Linked DNA regions of Homo sapiens: region 1 is linked to region 2. The links are chromatin loops, found by intact Hi-C in ENCODE. Cell type or tissue: mammary epithelial cell. All regions are shown on one strand. Links, peaks and the distances in the headings refer to the core of each region. The heading gives the core; the rest is flanking DNA. Region 1 holds the start of LINC01964 (long intergenic non-protein coding RNA 1964). Region 2 overlaps SH2D6 (SH2 domain containing 6).

The links. Peaks named below come from ENCODE experiments on the same cell type or tissue, not always from the same donor. Only the 100,000 strongest peaks of a DNase experiment are listed, where the experiment ranks them.
Region 1: it touches region 2 in a loop (11-fold over the local background); 2 of 110 quality-filtered maps call a loop at or near these places.

What each region holds. Positions count from the first base shown.
Region 1 is chr2:85,058,335-85,074,542 of GRCh38, reverse strand. It overlaps LINC01964 (long intergenic non-protein coding RNA 1964), which reads left to right and starts at 7,196. Exons shown (of 2, transcript NR_146453.1): 1 at 7,196-9,760; 2 at 9,864-10,433. It overlaps KCMF1 (potassium channel modulatory factor 1), which reads right to left. Exons shown (of 7, transcript NM_020122.5): 7 at 15,071-16,208. In mammary epithelial cell, for the core only: a CTCF peak has its summit at 7,568 (motif pointing left); no DNase peak of the experiment used is centred there.
Region 2 is chr2:85,419,268-85,422,360 of GRCh38, reverse strand. It overlaps SH2D6 (SH2 domain containing 6), which reads right to left. Exons shown (of 24, transcript NM_001394463.1): 3 at 47-158. It also overlaps a transcript of CAPG not described here. Among named protein-coding and RNA genes, the nearest start is that of SH2D6, 2.1 kb to the right of the region's middle. RefSeq lists an enhancer at 1,649-1,798. In mammary epithelial cell, for the core only: a CTCF peak has its summit at 1,532 (motif pointing left); no DNase peak of the experiment used is centred there; H3K4me3 peaks cover 166 bases; H3K27ac peaks cover 258 bases.

The sequences.
Region 1 (16,208 bases), core at 6,075-8,574, 350 kb after region 2:
AGGAGGCTGAGGTAGGAGGACTGCTTGAGCCTGGGAGGGGGAGTTTGTAGTGAGTCAAGATCTTGTCACTACACTCCAGCCTGGGTAACAGAATAAGATCCTGACTCCAAAAACAAACAAACAACAACAAAATATATATATATATATAAACAATACATCAAAACTTATGAAATGCAGTGTTTTGAGGGAAATTTATAATAGTTAATGACCTCATTAAAAAAGAAGAAAGATCTCAAATTAATAACCTAGCCCAACTTTTCAAGAAACTTAGAAAAAGAAGAGCAAACTAAACCCAATGCTAGCATAAGAAATTAATAATAAAAAAATGGAGATAAATGAAATCGAGAATGGAAAAACAATAGAGAGAACCACTAAAACCAAGATTGGTTCTTTAAAAGATCAACAAAACTGGCAAACCTTTAGCTACACCAACAAAGAAAAAAGATAGAGGATGCAAATAACTAAAATCAGGAACAAAAGTGTGGGTATTACTACTGACTTTACAAAACTAAAAAGGATCATAAGAAAATACTATGAATAATTGTACACTAATAAGTTAAATAACCTTGGTAAAATGGGCAAATTCTTTGAAAAACACAAACTACCACACTTACTCAGAAGACATAAAACATCTGAACAGACCTATAACAATTAAAGGGATTGAATTAATAATCAAAAACTTCCAAACAAAGAAAAGTCCAGGGCCAGATAGCTTCACTGGTGAATTCTACAAATACAGAGAAACTAATGCCAGTACCTCTCAAACTCTTCCAAAATTTAGAAGAGGGAACACTTTTTAATTCATCTTATGAGGTCAGTGTTATCCTGATACCAAAGCAAGTCAAGGACACCACAAGAAAAGAACACTATAGAGGGTGGCCCTTATGAACATAGGTGCAGAAATCCTCAACAAAATACTAGCAAACTGAATCCAAGAGCATATTAAAACACCATGGCCAAGTCAGATTTATCCCAGGAATGAAAGGGTGGTTCAACATAAAAAAAAAATCAATCAGTGTAATATACCACATTAATAGAGCAAAAGAAGAAAATCATGAGATCATGATCAAAAAAACATTTCACAAAATCCAAGCACCTTTCATGGTAAGAACACTCAGAAAACTAGGGATAGAAGGGAATTTCTCAATCTAATAAACGGCATTTCTGAGAAACCCACAGCTAACATCATAGTCAATGGTGAACGACTGAAAGCTTTCCTCTAAGATCAAGAACAAGACATGATGTCCATTTTCACCACGACTATTCAACATTGTACTAGAAGTTCTAGCCAGGCAATTGGGCAAGAAAAGGTAATGAAAACCACCCAAATTGAAAAAGGAAGAAGTAAAACTATCTGTATTTGCAGATGACATGATCCTATATTTGGAAAATCCCAAGTAAGTCACAAAACTACTATTGCTAATAAACAATTTTAGCAACTTGTGGGTGCAAAATCAACACATGAAAATGAGTTGTGTTTCTATATGCTATTATGGATAATTCAATTTACAGTAGCTTCTAAAAGAATAAAATATCTAGGAATAAATTTAACCAAGGAAGTGAAAGACTTGTATATTGCAAACCATAAAACATTGCTGAAAGACCTTAAGGAAGACCTAAATAAGTGGAAAGACATCCCATGTGCATAAATTGGAAGACTTACCCTTAAGATGGTAGTACTACCCAAAGCTATCTAGAGATTCACTGCAATCTCTATTAAAATTCTGCCTATTTTTTTTTGAAGAAATGGGAAAGCCAGTTCTCAAATTCATATGATATTTTTAGAAACATTGAGTAGCCAGAACAATACTGAAAATGAAGAACAAAGTTGGAGGACTCATATTTTCTGATTTAAACACTAACTATAGAGCTACAGTAATCGTTCGGGCACGGTGGCTCATGCCTGTAATCCCAGCACTTTGAGAGGCCGAGGCATGGGCATCATGAGGTCAGGAGTTCAAGACCAGCCTGGCCAACATGGTGAAACCCTGTCTCTACTAAAAATATAAAAATTAGCCGGGCTTGGTGGCGCACACCTGTAATCCCAGCTACTCAGGAGGCTGAGGCAGGAGAATCGCTTGAAGCCGGGAGGCAGAGGTTACAGTGAGCCGAGATCATGCCACTGCACTCCAGCCTGGGCGACAGAGCAAGACTCTGTCTCAAAAAAAAAAAAAAAAAAAAAAAAAAAAAAAAAAAAGCTACAGTAATTGAAACAGTATAGTACTGCCACTGGGATAAACATGTAGAAAAATGGAATAAAATTGAGAGTCCAGGAATAAACCCATTCACTTAGGGTCAATTGATTTTTAACATATGTAACAAGACCATTCAACTGAGGAAAGACTGTCTCCTTAACAAATGTTGCTCAACAAATCCACATACAAAAGAATGAGTTTTTTCATTCTTATCTCATACAATATACAAAAATTAACTCAAATACTTGAGGGGATAGATACCCCATTTTCCATGATGTGATTATTATGCATTGCATGCCTGTATCAAAACATCTCATGTACCCCATAAATATGTATACCTACTATTGTACCCACACAAATTAAAAAATTTAAAAATTGGGCTGGGTGCGGTGGCTCATGCCTGTAATCCCAGCACTTTGGGAGGCCGAGGCGGGCAGATTGCTTGAACTCCCAAGATCAGCCTGGGCAACATGGCGAAACCCCATCTCCACAAAAAATACAAAAATTAGCCAGGCATGGTGGCACAAGCCTGTGGTCCCAGCTACTCGGGAGGCTGAGGTTGGAGGATTGCTTGAACCCAGGAGGCAGAGGTTTCAGTGAGCCAAGATTGTGCCACTGCACTTCAGCCTGGGAGCCAGAGAGAGACAAAAAAAAATAAAAAAAATATTTTTACAAATTTAAAAATTAACTCAAAGTGGATCAACAACCTGGCTAGAAGGGATAACACTATAAAACTCTTAGAAGTAAACATATGGGAAGTCTCATGACCTTGGATTTGCCAGTGGATTTTCAAATGTGACAACAAAAGCATGAGCAACAAAAGAAAAAATAGATAAATTGAACTATGAAAACTGTAAGTTTCTGTGTATCAAAAGACATTATGAGGAAAGTAAAAAGACAACTTGCAGAATGGTAGAAGATGTTTGCAAATCATAAAGAACTCTTAGAACTCAAAAGCGAAAAGACAAACAACCCAATTCAAAAATGAGCAAAAGGACTTGGATAGGCATTTCTCCAAAGAAGTGATACAAATGACCAATAAGCACATGGAAAGATGTTCAACATCATTAGTCATTAGGAAAACGCAAACCAAAAACCACAGTGAGATACCACTGCATATTTACTAGTACGAGAATAATTTTTAAACACCAGAAAATAGCAAGTGTTGATGAGAAAGTTTTTCTGATTTAAAAACCTAAATTGGAATCCCTGCATATTGCTGGGATTAATGTAAAATGGTGCAGCCACTGTGGAAAGCAGTTTGGCAGATCCTCAAAAAGTTAAACATAGAATGATCATTTGACCCAGCCATTCCGTTCCTGGGCATTTACCTGAAAGAACTGAAAAAAAGTAGTCAAACTAATATTTGTATGCATGTGTTCATAGCAGTGTTATTCACAACAGCCTAAAGGTAAAAACCACCCAAATGTCCCTCAGTGGATGAATGGAGAAACAAATCGAGGGACACACATGCACTGGGATATTCAGCAGGAAAAAGGAATGAAGTACTGATACATGGTACACATGGATGAACCTTGAGAACATGCTAAGTAAAAGAACAGAGGGTCACATATTGTATGATTCCATTTATATGCAATGTACAGAATAGGTAAATCTATAGAAACAAACCAGATTGGTGGTTGTCAGGGGTTGTGGGGAAGAGAGAATGGAGAGTAATCACTGAGTGGGTTTTCTGGAGTGATGAAAATGTTTTAGAAATAGAAGTGGTGGTTGCTCAACATTGTAAATGCACTAAATGCCACTGAATTGTCCACTTTAAAATGGTTAACTTGGCCGGGCACAGTGGCTCGTGGCTCATGCCTGTAATCCCAGCACTTTGAGAGGCCGAGGTGGGTGGATCACCTGAGGCCAGAAGTTCAAGACCAGCCTGGTCAACATGGTGAAACTCAGTCTCTACTAAAAATACAAAAAATTAGCCAGGCGTAGTGGTGCATGCCTGTAGTCCCAGCTACTTGGGAGGCTGAGGCAGGAGAATTGCTTGAACCTGGGAGGCAGAGGTTGCAGTGATCCAAGATCACGCCACTGTACTCCAGCCTGGACAACAGGAGTGAAACTCTGCCTCAAAAAAAATAAATAAATAAAAAATAAAATGGTTACCTTTATATTATGTGAATTTAAACTCAATAAAAATGTAATTGTGTAGTTCTTGGATGATGTAATAGAATTTGGTGGTAAAATAAACTTGATTATAGATGTAAATGTATAAAATAAAATTATAAAACTTTTAGAAGAAAACAGGAAAAAAACATCATGACCTGGTGTTAGGCAAATAATTCTTAGACATGACACCAAAAGCATGATCCATAAAAGAAAAATTGAGTTTCATTAAAATTAAAAACTTCTCTGTGAAAGATGCCATTAAGAAAATGAAAAGCACTGGGCGTGGTGGCTCATGCCTGTAATCTCAGCACTTTGGGAGGCTGAGGCGGGCGGATCACTTGAGGTCAGGAGTTCGAGACCAGCCTGGCCAACACAGTGAAACCTTGTCTCTTCTAAAAATACAAAAATTAGCTGGATGTGGTGGCACATACATGTAGTCCCAGCTACTTGGGAAGTTGAGGCATGAGAATCCCTTGAACCCAGGAGGCAGAGGCTGCAGTGAGCTGAGATTCCACCACTGCACTCCAGCCTGGGCAACAGAGTGAGACCCAGTTTAAAAAAAAAAAAAAAGAGAGACTGGGAGCGGTGGCTCACGCCTGTAATCCCAGCACTTTGGGAGGCCGAGGCGGGCGGATCACGAGGTCAGGAGATTGAGACCATCCTGGCTAACACGGTGAAAACCCCTTCTTTAGTAAAAATACAAAAAATTAGCTGGGCGTGGTGGCACGCGCCTGTAGTCCCAACTACTCGGGAGGCTGAGGCAGAATTGCTTAAACCCGGGAGGCAGAGGTTGCAGTGAGTTGAGATCTTGCCACTGCACACCAGCCTGGGCAACAGAGAGAGACTCCATCTAAAAAAAAAAAAAGAAAAAGAAAAAAAGAAAGAAAGAAAGAAAATGAAAAGCTAAGCCACAGACTGGGAAAAATTATTTGCACAGTATATATGTGATAAGGACTTGTATCCAGAATATATAAAGAATTCAACCCTGACTGGTCACAGTGGCTCATACCTGTAATCCCAGTACTTCAGGAGTCTGAGGCAGGAGGATCACTTGAGTCCAGGAGTTTGAGACCAGCCTGGGCAACATAGTGAGACCTTGTTCATACAAAAAATGAACAAAATTAGGCCAGGCGCAGTGGCTCATGCCTGTAATCCCAGCACTTTGGGAGGCCAAGGCAGGTGGATAATTTGAGGCATCAAAGTTTTTAGCTGACTTGCTATGCTTCACGGCAGCAATACCAAATGATCCCCCGCAATGCTGTGAGCCCTAGGATTTATTTTCCTTTTTATGGTAGGAGGCCTAACCGGCACTGTACTAGCCAACTCATCATTAGACATTGTGTTATATGACAGATACTATGTTGTAGCCCACTTCCACTACGTCTTATTAATAGGAGCCATATTCACTATTATAGGGGGCTTTAGGAGTTCAAGACCAGCCTGGCAAACATGATGTAACCCTGTCTCTACTAAAAATACACAAAAAATTAGCCAGGCGTGGTGGTGCGCGCCTGTAGTCCCAGCTATTCAGGAGGCTGAGGTATGAGAATCGCTTGAACCTGGGAGAAGGAGGTTGCAGTGAGCTGAGATCGCCCCACTGCACTCCAGCCTGGGCGACAGAGCGAGACAGTGGTGTGTGCCTATAGTCCCATCTACTTGGGAGGCTGAGGTGGAAGGATATCTCCAGGCTGGGATGTCAAGGCTGCAGTGAGCTGAGTTCGTGCCACTGCACTCCAGTCTGGGCAACAGAGCGAGACCTTGTCTCAAGGGAAATAAAAAAAGAAATCAATTCAGTAACAAGGTAAACTGCCAACCCAATTAAAATATGTACAAAATAGACATTTCACCAAAGAGGATATACAAATAACTATAAGCACATGAAAGATGCTCAATATAGTCAATTTGGAAAAGCAAATTTAATCCACATTGAGAACCACTACACACCCATTCAAACTGCTATAATGAAAAGAACTGTTGAGATTAGGCCAACTACCAAGAATCTCTATTTCATATACATTTGGGAACTGAGGAAATGCCCACTGCTCAATGGACATATTCTGAGCTGGAGTTTAGCCAGAACTCCATTTATACCTAGTCGCTATATGCTCTTATTCCGTTTTTTTGTTTTTTGTTTTTTGTTTTTAGAGACAGCTTCTTGCTCTGTGGCCCAGGCTGGGCTGGAGTACCCTGACATGATCATAGGTCACTGCAGCCTTGAACTCCTGGGTTTAAGTGGTCCTCCCGCCTCGCCTCCTGAGTAGCTGGAACTGCGGGCGTGCACCACCACACCTGGCTAATTTTAAAATTTTTTGTAGAGATAGGTTCTTCCTATACTGCCCGGGCTGGTCTCCAACTCCTGGCCTCAAGTGATCCTCCCCTCTTAATCTCTCAAAGTGCTGAGATTATAGGTATGCGCCACTGTGCCCAGCCTGTATGTGCCTAATTCTAACAGGGGCCATGATTACACTTGGGATCTAAGGTTATTCATATCTACTATAAGTCTGTGTCTAATTGTCCTCAAGATGTTTAGTATTTTTTTTCCCCAGTGCTCAATTACCCAAGTAAATAGTCTTAGGTCCCTTTGAGGGAAGGCCTGAAGGAGTCATTACATGTTCAATTGCCACGTGTCGCAGGATTCTTCCTGCTGGAGTTGCAGGCGCTGCTTCAATCAGTGGGTTCTGGGTTCAAAAACTGACCCAGTGTAGAAACTGGGCAAAGGAGAGCGACTTTTTATTGGAGCAACTATCCTCAGCTTCATCATCACCCATCCTTGATTTCTTTTGATGGTTCAATTTGAATAGCACTCTGTTGGCTAATGCAAGTATTTCGCCGTTTGTTTATACCAAGTTCTATTAACCATCTCCAGAAGTGTCTTCTGAACTGACCGTTAGCGCCACTCCCACCGTGCTGCTCGCTACGATAATCGCGCCACCACTTGTCCTCCGTAGCTCTGGAGTCCTGGCCTGCCGGTTGCTAACTGGGCCACTTTACAGAGGCAGAAGCAAGCTCAGGGAGGGTAAACAGGAAGGGTAACTAATTTTCCTGGGATTACACAGTCGGTAAATAATGGAGGCAGCATCGACCCCAGGCAGTCTGGCCCCAGACACCACACTTTTACCCAATTCCCACAGCTGCCTGGAAAATAAATAGAAATCAAATAGATGTTAACAAGGACCTTTGGGAGTTGTCCGGCGTTTGGGCAACGGATTGCTTTTCTGTTTCATGTTAGTCCACCGCCCTCACGTGGCCCCGTCCTGAACTTCACCCTTGTTTGGTCCCAAACTGTAAAGACCCTCACGGTGCTGGGAAACACAGCCCTGCTGGCCTCGGACTGCAGGACAGAATCCTTACCCCTCCTGGGCCTCCGTTGTGTTCTTTCCAAAATGGGATAATGGTAGCAGGTTAATGGAAATAATTAAATAAAATAGTCCATCTAAATTCCTGGATCGAACGAAGGGTCCAATAAACATTAGCTGTGCTGTTGTAGTGCTCAGTGCCTCTCTCTCAAAAGCGGGTGGCAACAGACACCCTCACACCTTCGCTGTAATGAGAGCTCTGCAAAGCCAACTGCAAATATTAGGAATCAGTGTCCTCACGAGGCCAACCCCTTTCCAAGGCTGCTTGGAAAATGCTTTGCTAGACTAGCTTGGATCTTGCTGGCTTGACTCAGATCACAGTTGAGCAAATGTGCAGAAGAGGAAGAGATGAGGGAAGGCCTGGCTCAGTGTGCTCAGAGCTTCGATTTTGAGACTGTTCGGGAGGAAAAGTTCCTCACCAGACAGTGCTCTGCTACTCTTAAAGCTAGAAGGACAGAAAGATTTCTCCACAGTTGGGGTCATGGAAATGTGTATTTTCTCCAAACCTTTTTTTCACTGAACCAGTTGTTGGAGCCTTCCATTTGAGACCTTGTGATGCCTTCATGGACATTATTTCTGCTCATCCACACAGCCAGCAGGGACTTGTGCAGCAGGAGGGGCAGGCTCAGAGTTAAGCAGCTGCTCCAACGTCACACGGCTAGCCTGGGCCTGATCTGGAGCTTGTCCCAGATCTGGAGCTTCCCAGGTTTGGACCTGGGTCACTAGAGCAGAGCCTCCTTGCCTCTTCGTGGATATGGAGCCAATTCACTGTGGCCGATCACCAGCCTCACAGACTAAGGGGGCAGCCCTGCCCCTGCCTACGCCCCTACCACTGCTGAAGCCATCTCCTTGCCGACAAACACAAGCAGAAACTTCTCAGGATCTGCTGCCTCTTGTTCCAAGGATTAGGCGAGCTTCTGTCTTGAGGACAGAAGAGGCAGCTGGAAGATCAGGGTTGTGGTTGAAGAAGGCCTAGGTAAGGTGCCATGACTCAAATGTCCCTAATGGGTGAGGGCTTTCAACTTTTGGAAACTGCAGGGGCAATTTTGGAGACAATGTTTAACTATAGTGTAAAGACTGCCAGTTTAATTTCTAATCCTGAAGAAATGTATATGTGGTCACAGGCTAATATTTCTAAAAGTCATCGAGTGACTTTACGTGTCCTAGCCCCATATTTCCCCAAAGATGACTGTCTAAATGCCCCTAAGAGAGGCTTTGGAGTTCCTTGACTTCTCTGAATTGTTGTAGTAAAGATAAGGCAGAAATTTTGAAGAGATCAGAAAGAAAAACTTTAGAACAAATCTCGTCTTTTCTAGAACTGTCTTCATTTTAATTTACTGTCATATCAGATAACCTGCCAGATGGCTTTTACTGTGTCTGAATTGAGTCAGACCAGCTGGGATGGGATCCTGCCTCCAGCAGTGGTGGGCCCCAGGAACATTTATTTCATCTCAGCATCAAGCATTCCCAAAGCAGCAGGGGCTAACGGGGCCGTAGAGATTACCCCTGCAGCTGTGGGGCTGGCCAGCCACACTTCCATAGATTTGTCTGTAGGGAGACATTGAGCCACATGGATTTGGACAGGTTGTTACATACGCAGACAGCAAAAGCTAAATCAGCATGACATGTCGCTCCTTGTGTCCCTCGTCCCACAGGAGGACACAAGGCTGGAAGGTTGGGACACCAGATGGCATGGACAGTGGGTTGCCCTGCTGTGCAGCAGCCAGCTCTCAACTGCAACCGAGCACTCTACAGACTTAGCAGGCACCTGCAGACGTAACTTGTGGGAGTGGGGAGAGAGGAGGAAAGCGCTGCGCTCAACAGAAACTAGGAAGATCGATGAGAAATGGCCTTGCAGCAGTTCCAAAAGGGTGGGGAGGCAGGTGAGACCACTCACGGCAGCGATGCACAGGGCCACTTAACGCCCCTTGCTCCATGAGGAGTTGCAGGGTGTTCCACCAAGACGCAGGTCAGGTTGCCGTCGAGCCCGGTGGAGATGTGCAGGGTTGCTGGGCACCTGGCAGAGCTGGTCCCTGACACGCACTTTTATCATCAGTAAAATGGGGATGTTAAGAATACCTACCGCAGGTATGTTTGACTTTTTTTTTTTTTTTGAGATAAACTTTACATAAAATTCACCATTTTAACCATTTCGAAGTGTACAAATTAGTGGCTTTTCATATCTTCACAGAGTTATGCAACCGTCGCCATTATCTAATTCGAGAACCTCTTCAACACTCCAGAAAGAAACCCAGTGCACACGAGCTGCCACTCCCCACTCTCTCCTTGCCCAACCCCTGGCAACCACTAATCCACTTTCTGTGTCCATGGATTTGCCTGTTCTGGGAATTTCATTTAAATGGAATCATATACTCTGTGGCGTTTTGCGACTGACTTTTTTCACTTACCATGTTTGCAAAGTTCATCCAAGTTGCAGCATGCGTCAGTACATCATTCTTTTTTATGGCCGCATAATAGTCCATTGTGTAGATCATGTTTGTTTAACCTTTCATCAGTGAATGGACATTTGGGTTGTTTCCTCTTTTCAGTTATTATGAATGATGCTGTTCTGAGCATGAATGTAGGAGGTTTTGTGTGAACATATGTTTTCAATTCTCTTGGATATACCTGGGAGTGGAATTGCTGGGTCACATGGTAATTCTATGTTTAATGTTTTGAGGAACTGCCAAATTGTTTTCCACAGGGACTGAGTATTTTATATTGGTATGCACTTTTGAAATAATAAAAAACACTCTTAACAGAGTCTGGCCCACACCATTCATTCTTTTATCCCATAAATATTTATGGAGCACTTACCGTGTGCCATGCCTTATAGACATGGAGATACAAGGGTGACTAATGGACAGCCCTGCCCTCAGGAAGCTGGCATCTATGTGTGTGTGTATGTAGGGGTGTGTGTGTGTGTGTGTGTGTGCACATAATGTGTATATGGGGTAGGGAGGATGTCAGATGGTGATAAGAGTTATGGAGAAACAGTCCAGGTGCAGTGTCTTACGCCTGTAATCCCAGCACTTTGAGAAGCTGAGGTGGGTGGATCACCTGAGGTCAGGAGTTCGAGACCAGCCTGGCCAACATGGTGAAACCCTGTCTCTACTAAAAATACAAAAATTAGTTGGGTGTGGTGGTGGGTGCCTGTAATTCCAGCTACTTGGGAGGCTGAGGCAGGAGAATAGCTGGAACCCTGGAGGTGGGGCTGGGGTGTACCGGGTGGGCCTGGGATCCCTGTTTTCATTTGGGTAGTCAGAGAAGGCCTCACCGACAAAGAGAAGGAGGCAAGGAAATATGGATCTTCCAAGAAAAGGGGACTGCAAAGGCAAAAGTCCCAGAGCTGTGGCATGCCCGAGGGACAGCAAGGTGGTCAGTGAGGCTTGGGGGAGGGAATAGAGTAGCAGGGGATGAACCCCAAAAAGGAATAAGAGCCACAGCCTGTGGGAGCCAGGGGCTGTGGTGAGGACTCCGCCTTTCCTCTGAGAGGGAGGAGCGGCAGAGGGATTGGAGGTGTAGGTTCTGACAAGATTACCCAGGTGCTGTGCTGGGACATGGAAGTGCGGGGGCAGGCATGCCACTTGGAAGCTATAGCGATGACCCTGTGGGGATATGATGGAGGCCTGGGCCAGCGGCAGCAGTGAAGATGGTGGGAAGGGGGCAGTTTCTGGAAAAGTGTGGAAATAGAGACAGCGGGATCTGCTGACGAAATGGATGTGAGGTTCAAGAAAAAGAGTAGAAAATGATTCCAACAGGTTTTGGACTGAGCAACTGGGAAGCTGTGCTATTTAGTGAGCTGGGGACCTCTTTGCTTTATTCACTGGAGAACCCCAAGTGCCTAGAACAGTGCCAGGCACTTAGTAGATGCCCAAGAAACTGACTGAGTAAATGAAGAGGTGGTGGGATCCATAGTAAAGCCTCAGTTGATGTTTATTCTTTGATACCTATGGTCTCCTGACCTAGGGTGATTCCCGTCCTTCCCCAGCTCTTGAACTCCTCAGATAAAGAAACTTGAGCTTCCACGATTTTTACCAGGTCACTGACCCTCATGGAGTTTTGCCAGAATGACTTAGAAGTATTTGAAGCAGGATGGGGCTAATTAAATCAATGTGCTGTGTTTGCGTAGAAGTTATCTGGCTCTGTCTTTGCTCCCAAGCAAATCCCACTCTTTCTTTCCTTATTTATTTATTTATTTTTTGACAGAGTCTCACTGTGTTGCCCAGGCCGGAGTGCAGTGGCGCGATCTTGGCTCACTGCAACCTCTGCCTTCCTCAAGTGATTCTCATGCCTCAGCCTCCTGAGTAGTGGGGGTTACAGTCACCCACCAATGCCCCTGGCTAATTTTTTGTACTTTTAGTAGAGATAGGGTTTCACCATGTTGGCCAGGTTGGTCTTGAACTCCTGTCTTCAAGTGATCTGCCCGCCTTGGCCTCCCAAAGTGCTGGGATTACAGCTATGAGCCACTGCTCCTGGCCCAAATTCCACTATTGGTCACCTTTGGGTCCCTGTTATGTTGGTTGCCTTCTGAGGCACCTGCCATTTTTTTATGGTTACTTCACACCAGGCACTGTATTAGCACATTATTTAATACTATGATTAGCTACATTTAAGAATGAGACAATAGGCATACTGTTTAATTAAAGTTAATTAACTTGGCCAAGATCACACAGCTAGTAAGCGGTAGGGCTAAGATTGAAACTCACATCTGTGCTTGTAACCACAGCACTTTATCTTCTCCCTGTTCTGGGTGGATATTTACTTGTCAGGAAGGTTTCCATGGGAACTCCTGCACCCAGAGAGCAATTAGACCTTTCCAATTCTAAGCTTTAATTCCAGAGTTCCATTCTCCAGGTTTTCCCTAACTTCACCTCCAACCCAGCTTGATTTTGAGTCCCATCCACTGCCCTTGACACAAAAATGTGCATCTCCTTATCCCCACCGTGAATTCCAAGTTCTAACATCTGATCAAGCAAGACCACCATTTTCCCTTTTTCTTTCACAGCGCAGGCAATGTCAGTAATCCAGGAAATTCCGCAAATTTTACCTCCCCAGAATTGACCTACCAATTATTACCCATGACTTGCCTCCTAGTCCAAGCATGATCTGGGTACTTTTGAGGTAAGAGAGAGAATCCCAAGAGAGAGAACCCTAATTTCTAATACAGAAGATTCACATCCATTCTCATGATTCATTGTAATTTTTCCAACCACTTCTTTTTACAAACTTAATTCCATTCTTTCTCCCAGCCAACATCTGTTATGGCTGGCTACAGAATTTATAAGCATCTAAAAGCTATCTTACAAACACTTCATCAAATGCTGTCTACTTGAAATGTAACAATGTCTAAAATGTGTGCCTTACAACAGTATAAGATGTGAAAAGTGCTATTTGTTGCAACCTTTACATTTTAGGATTCGTGGAGTAATCAACCAACCCACCCCAATCCTTGGTGGCCAGACTCTACCAGAGCTGAAGGCAGTTTGAAAGACAGCTGTGTGAAAAGAATGTGTTGCCCAGGACCACTGGACAAGCGCCTGCGAGTGGACATGGTGGGTTTTGGTTTTCTTAGGTGGACTTGTTCGGGGCTTTATAACCATAGAATGGTGAACACTTGGAAAATACTATGAAAGGATTAAAAGTTTTATCGAAATATGCCAAAAGTGTTCTTAAAAAGATCCGGCCAGGCATGGTGGCTCATGCCTGTAATCCCAGCACTTTGGGAGGCCAAGGTGGGCAAATCGCTTGAGCCCAGGAATTTGAGACCAGGCTGGGCAACATGGTGAAACCCCATCTCTACAAAAAACACAAAAATTAGCTGGGTATGGTGGCATGTGCCTGTAGCTCCCAGCTACTCGGGAGGCAGAGGTGGGAGGATAGCTTGAGTTCAGGAGATCTAGGCTGCAGTGAGCCGAGATTGCACCACTGCACTCCAGCCTGGGAGACAGAGTGAGACCCTGTCTTAAAAAAAAAAAAAAAATACAATCCACCATCCTCCTCAGAACACAGTGACTTGGGGGACAACCCTAGAGCCCTAGGCTGGAGTGAAAGGCATTTGTTCAGGTAGATACTAAAAGGTAATTTTCACTACTTGCTTTTAAACCTGCCATTGGCTTGGCCGGGCACGGTCGTTCATTCCTGTAATCCCAGCACTTAGGGAGGCTGAGGTGGGCGGATCACCTGAGGTGAGGAGTATGAGACCAGCCTGGCCAACATAGTGAAACCCCGTCTCTCCTAAAAAACAAAAAATTTGCTGGATGTGGTGGCGCGGGCCTGTAGTCCCAGCTACTCAGGAAGCTGAGGCAGAAGAATCGCTTGAATCCGGGAGGTGGAGGTTGCAGTGAGCCGAGATTGCGCCACTGCACTCCAGCATGGGCGACAGAGTGAGACTCCGTCTCAAAAACAAAACAAACAAACACCAAACAAACACACAAAACAAAAAAAACCCTGCCATTGGCTAGAGGCAGTTGAGTGTTCAAAATGGGGAAAAACAACCACCAAAAGCCAACAGGAACTCTGAAGAGGGAAAAAAAAAATGGATAAGGAACAAGTCTTGTCCCTTCCGGTCCTGAGTGGGTGGGGCTTATGTTCATGCTGAAGTTCAGGGGGCTCCTTCTCAAGTCCTTCTTTCTAGTCTTGCCCTGTGAAGCTGTAAGTAGAATCAGTATTCCAAAGTCCTTTTCTGGACTGAGGAGAGAGGCCACATGTTCACCCCTCAGGCTCAGACACCAGCAACAGTGGTAACCAGGGTGGTCCTGAAAATTCCGTAGGCAAATGGAACTGAAACTGCAGATGTCACTGGAAGCATTAATAAAACACACACACACACACACACACACACACACACACACACACACACAGAAACAGGAGAGGACGCAGACAGGGACAATAGGAGTAATGGTATTTCACAGGGGATTTAAAACTATAGAAATGAGGCCAGGTGTGGTGGCTCACGCTTGTAATCCCAGCATTTTGGGAGGCCGAGGCAGGTGGATCACCTGAGGTTAGGAGTTTGAGACCAGCCTGACCAACATGGTGAAACCCCGTCTCTACTAAAAATACAAATACAAAATACAAAATACTAAAAATACAAAAAAGTAGCTGGGCGTGGTGGCACACATCTGTAATCCCAGCTACTTGGGAGGCTGAGGCAGGAGAATCATTTGAACCCAGAAGGCGGAGATTGCAGTGAGCCGAGATAGTGCCACTGCACTCCAGCCTGGGCAACAAGAGCAAAACTCCATCTCAAAAAACAAAACAAAACAAAAACTATAGAAATGCCGAAACACCAGTGCCACAGATGACCAAGTCTGTGTTGAACATTACTGACATCTTAAGATGACACAACACTGAAGTCACACTCAGCTATCTCAGTGAATGCAATGGAAACTGAGGTGCACAACACAAAGTTTATTCAAATCAGAAAACAGATAAGCTTCATGACAGGTGGTGATGTTATAAAAGGTAATCTATATCAAGGGTTCAGTACAAATTAGTCTCGGAGCCTGATACAATATGCAATTTATTCTAAAGTACTGTATCGTCAGTGTGATATTTTCCAAGGTAAGTCTGAATCGTGAGTGGTCAGCACACATGGTGGCTGCTATCCGATAGGGCAATTCAACAGACACTGCTAATTAGCATACTATATATTTAAAAATGGACTTTTATGGGGAAACTAGTGTCTTGTTAATTGTCATGAAAGGTTCTCGTGGGCAAAATTAAATGGATTCAAGGCTGGCCAGAATAGCTTTCATGACTAGGGGGTAAGAATCCATGAACTCTCCTTCAGTCCCTAGCGACAGTGGCTGAGGCCTGTGTCTGTTGGTCCAGTCCACTTGCCAATACAGGAGTATTATAGAATCTTACCCCAGGAATATTGCTGCATCTACCTCAAGAAAACCTTATATACAGGGTGTGGTCTCCTTATATACAAGGAGAGAGAGCTGGGACTCCATCCAGCTTACAGAAGAGGATGCTTCTGGGCTGGCTTCACTATTAAATGAATATGGATCTCTTATGTGTGAGGCAGATTCCAAATGCTGTCAGTCTAATTTGGTAGATTTAAGGGAGCAGCTCACTCACCAGCTCTGATTGGTCACGTGACTGACCAAACGCAACCGGCTTGATGACCTTTGAAAACGTTTCAATTGTGTAAGGGAGAAAGGCTCTTTTAGAAAATTCTTACAGGGGAAGTCTGTAAAAATCGCAGTTGGTAAATAATGTTTAGACAAAGCTTCGTACCTACTGGGAACTCAAAAAGTATGTATGAATGAGAGAGCAGCGAACTGATGGTTTCTATAGACAGAGGAGCCAACATTCTACAGGCTACATGCACTGTCTGCCAAGGACACAGTCAGATGCTAGGTTCCCTGTGGTTAGTAAAGGCCTCCTTGAAGAGAAACATCATTATCCAGGCCTGTGGAAAGCAGCCCCAGGCTGTGCACATGCGGCCCACATGGGTTTTCTTTCTTTTTTTTTTGTTTTGAGGAGAGTCTCACTGTGTCGCCCAGGCTGGAGTGCAGTGGCGCAA
Region 2 (3,093 bases), core at 1-2,500:
CATTCTTTTTAATTTTTTTAATTTAAAAACAGATATGGGGTCTCACTATGTTGTCCAGGCTGGTCTTGAACTTCTGGGCTCAAGCAATCCTCCTGCCTCAGCCTCCCAAAGTGTTGGGATCACAGGTGTGAGCCACTGCACTCGACCAAGAGGGCATTCTTAATATGCAGCACAACAGTAAAAAGAAAAAAAAAAGAAAGAAAGAAAAAAGGACTCTTCTATATGTATATCATACTTCAAAAAATGTTACCCCCAAAATGGCAATATCCTCTTCACAGATGTCCCCGTCTCCCAGAGCCCAGCCCTCTCCCTTCCACCTTGGCTCTTTATCCTGCACTCAGCCACAGTCTCTTTAGCTGTCTTTCAGCTTGATCCATTCCCCCGCTGCCCAGATTCTGCCCCCAAGAGAGCCCAGGAGGTGACCAAGTACACAGGATACACAGGTGAGGTTGGGTGTGGGGGAGAGTGGTTGCAAACACAGTGTGACATGGCTTCTTTCCACCCTTTCTAATCTCCACCAGGCCCTTCTTATCTGGAGTGTACATTTGCTATTCCTCCTCTGGAACATCCTGGCCCCTTTCCTCCCTCCTCCTGCAGGCCCCAGCTTAGGTGACCCTTCCTCAGCAGTGGAGGTCCCAGACCAGGACAGTCTCCTACCCCGCTCTCTGAGCTCCCACCATAATTAAACCTACAGGTTTATTTCACAGCTAGACTGTAAACTCCCACACTCGACTGCACGCTATGTAAATGGGCAGCCACTGTGTCTGCTAGGTTCACGGCCAAATTCCAAGTGCCGGGCCCACAGTCTGGCACACAGCAGGCTCTCAATCAATATTTGTTGTAGCTGCTATTCAAACCTTACTCATTCTTTACAGGTTGCGCAAAGCCTGCCTCTCTGCAAACATCTTTGGTCTCTCTTCTCTGAAAGGCCCGTGTCTTGCCCATTTCCTGTCCATATGTCTTCGACTACCGGGCCTAGGCTGAGGCACAATCCCCCGAGGTCCCGGCTGTTTATCTGCTGAAAACCTTTTTCCCCAGCGCAGATGGATCACCAAGGACTCCCTCACACTCACTTTCTCTGGTTCTCTGGATACCTCTGGCCGACCTTCCCCACCCCACTGGGTCCTTTCCTCAATTTGCCTTCCTTAGCGGGAGCGGCCGGCGTCTGTTCCTCCCCTACACTCTCCCTCCTCCACCAAATGTAACATGGCCCTGCTTAGGCTTCCTTCTTCAGCACAGAGCCTGGGAGCCAAGCTTCTCCTGTTCCCAGCTGGTCTTCTACCCTCCCCGTTAGGAGAGACTGGACACAGTGGCTCCCCGACGTCTCCAACCCCACCTCCTTCCTTGATGGGCCTGGAGGGCCCTGAGATCACCCTCCCTCCCTTTTACCAACAGAAAAGCCGAGGCCAGAGAAGAATGGATGCTGGCCAAGGCCATATGATGTACACAGAGCCAAAGCCACAGTCCCCTCACCCCGTCCCGGGCCACTGTGGGGACCTAAGCAGTCGTTCCACGGGAGAGGGCGACCCCTGGTGGTGAGGAGGGGCATGGCAGCCTGTCGCTCATTTCCTGGGCCCGGAGGCTGACGGTGGAAGGGGCGTGGCCTGGAGGACCACCGACCCAGGCTTTAGTTATCAGGAAGGTAAATGAAGGCAAGGCCCGCAGAGCGAAAGAACGTGGGAAGTTAGGACAAGTTTTGCTGGGCTTTGCCCTTCCTTAGCCACATTCCCTGTAATGACCTAACAACACTGCTCTGTGACTTTAACTGCACCCTGCTGATTGCTGGTTGGATCTTCAGGGAGCAGGAATGGGCATTCAACAGCTTTTGGCACACTGCATGTCCCAAGGGTCATTACTGACTTGAGGGTCTGGTGCGAAGCCCTGGAATGCAGAAGCTCACATTCTGATAATAAGATTTCTAATAATAAGAGAATGGGCTCAGTCCGGGCACGGTGGCTCATGCCTGTAATCCCGGCACTTTGGGAGGCCAAGGTGGGCTGATCACCTGAGGTCAGGAGTTCGAGACCAGCCTGGCCAACATGGTGAAACCCCGTCTCTACTAAAAATACGAAAATTAGCCAGGCGTGGTAGTGTGCGCCTGTGATCCCATAATCCCAGCTACTGAGGCTGAGGCAGGCTGAGGCAGGAGAACCGCTTAAGCCCGGGAGGCAGAGGTTGCAGTGGACCGAGATTGCGCCACTGCACTCCAGCCTGGGAGACAGAGCGAGACTCTGTCTCAGGAAACAAACAAACAAACAAACAAACAAAACAGAACGGGCTCTTATTAAAGAGTCCAGGGACTGAGTCAATAGCTGTCTCCAAGTTTCTATGGTACCTATCTCTCCTCTCTAGGGGCAAAAGGGCTACTCAACAAAAGGCTGATTGTTTTAACAGAAACACTCAGAAAACCAAACCTTTGAGAACTTCCCAGGCAGAAATAGGCATGCTTAGAGACCACGCGACCAGTTAATATGAACCCCACATCTGCTATCAAGAGAATCTGGGCAATCTACTTTGAATATCCCTTTTGGAGCTGTTTCTAGGTGTTTAGAGATCAAATGAAATATTTCTAGGAAGTAGCTCGCCTCGAACTAACCACACAAGAATGAAATCTCACTGACTTACAAGGTCATGGCTAAACCTTCATTGACTAGGTATTTTCCTCCTTCCTTGATGATCCAGTATGTAGCAGTATATGCCCAGATCAGGAAGTGTAAAAGCTGAAAATGGAGTTGGAGACAGAAAGTCCAATGTGTTGCTGGCCACTGTGGTGTCACTGCTCCCGATACAGGTGTAACCTGAGTCTCCCGCTTGGGAGCCAGAAATCAGCTGAGAAGAGGCCTCTGGAAAGAGGCTGCCCTGGCCCAGAAGGGTGGATGAAGTAGGGCCTCAGCACAGCTCATCCTACCGAGCAGGCCGGACCCTGAGTTCCTGGCTTGCACTGAAGGGTCTGGGTAAGTCCCTTCTGTAGCGCCTCAGAAGCTCCTTGGGCAACCTGGGAAGTTAGGACAAGAGCTCTGACATTTGACCCTGAGGTGTGAGGAGAGTGCTTTGAGAGAGAGGATGCTGAATGCGAGCGCCCTGGTTATTACC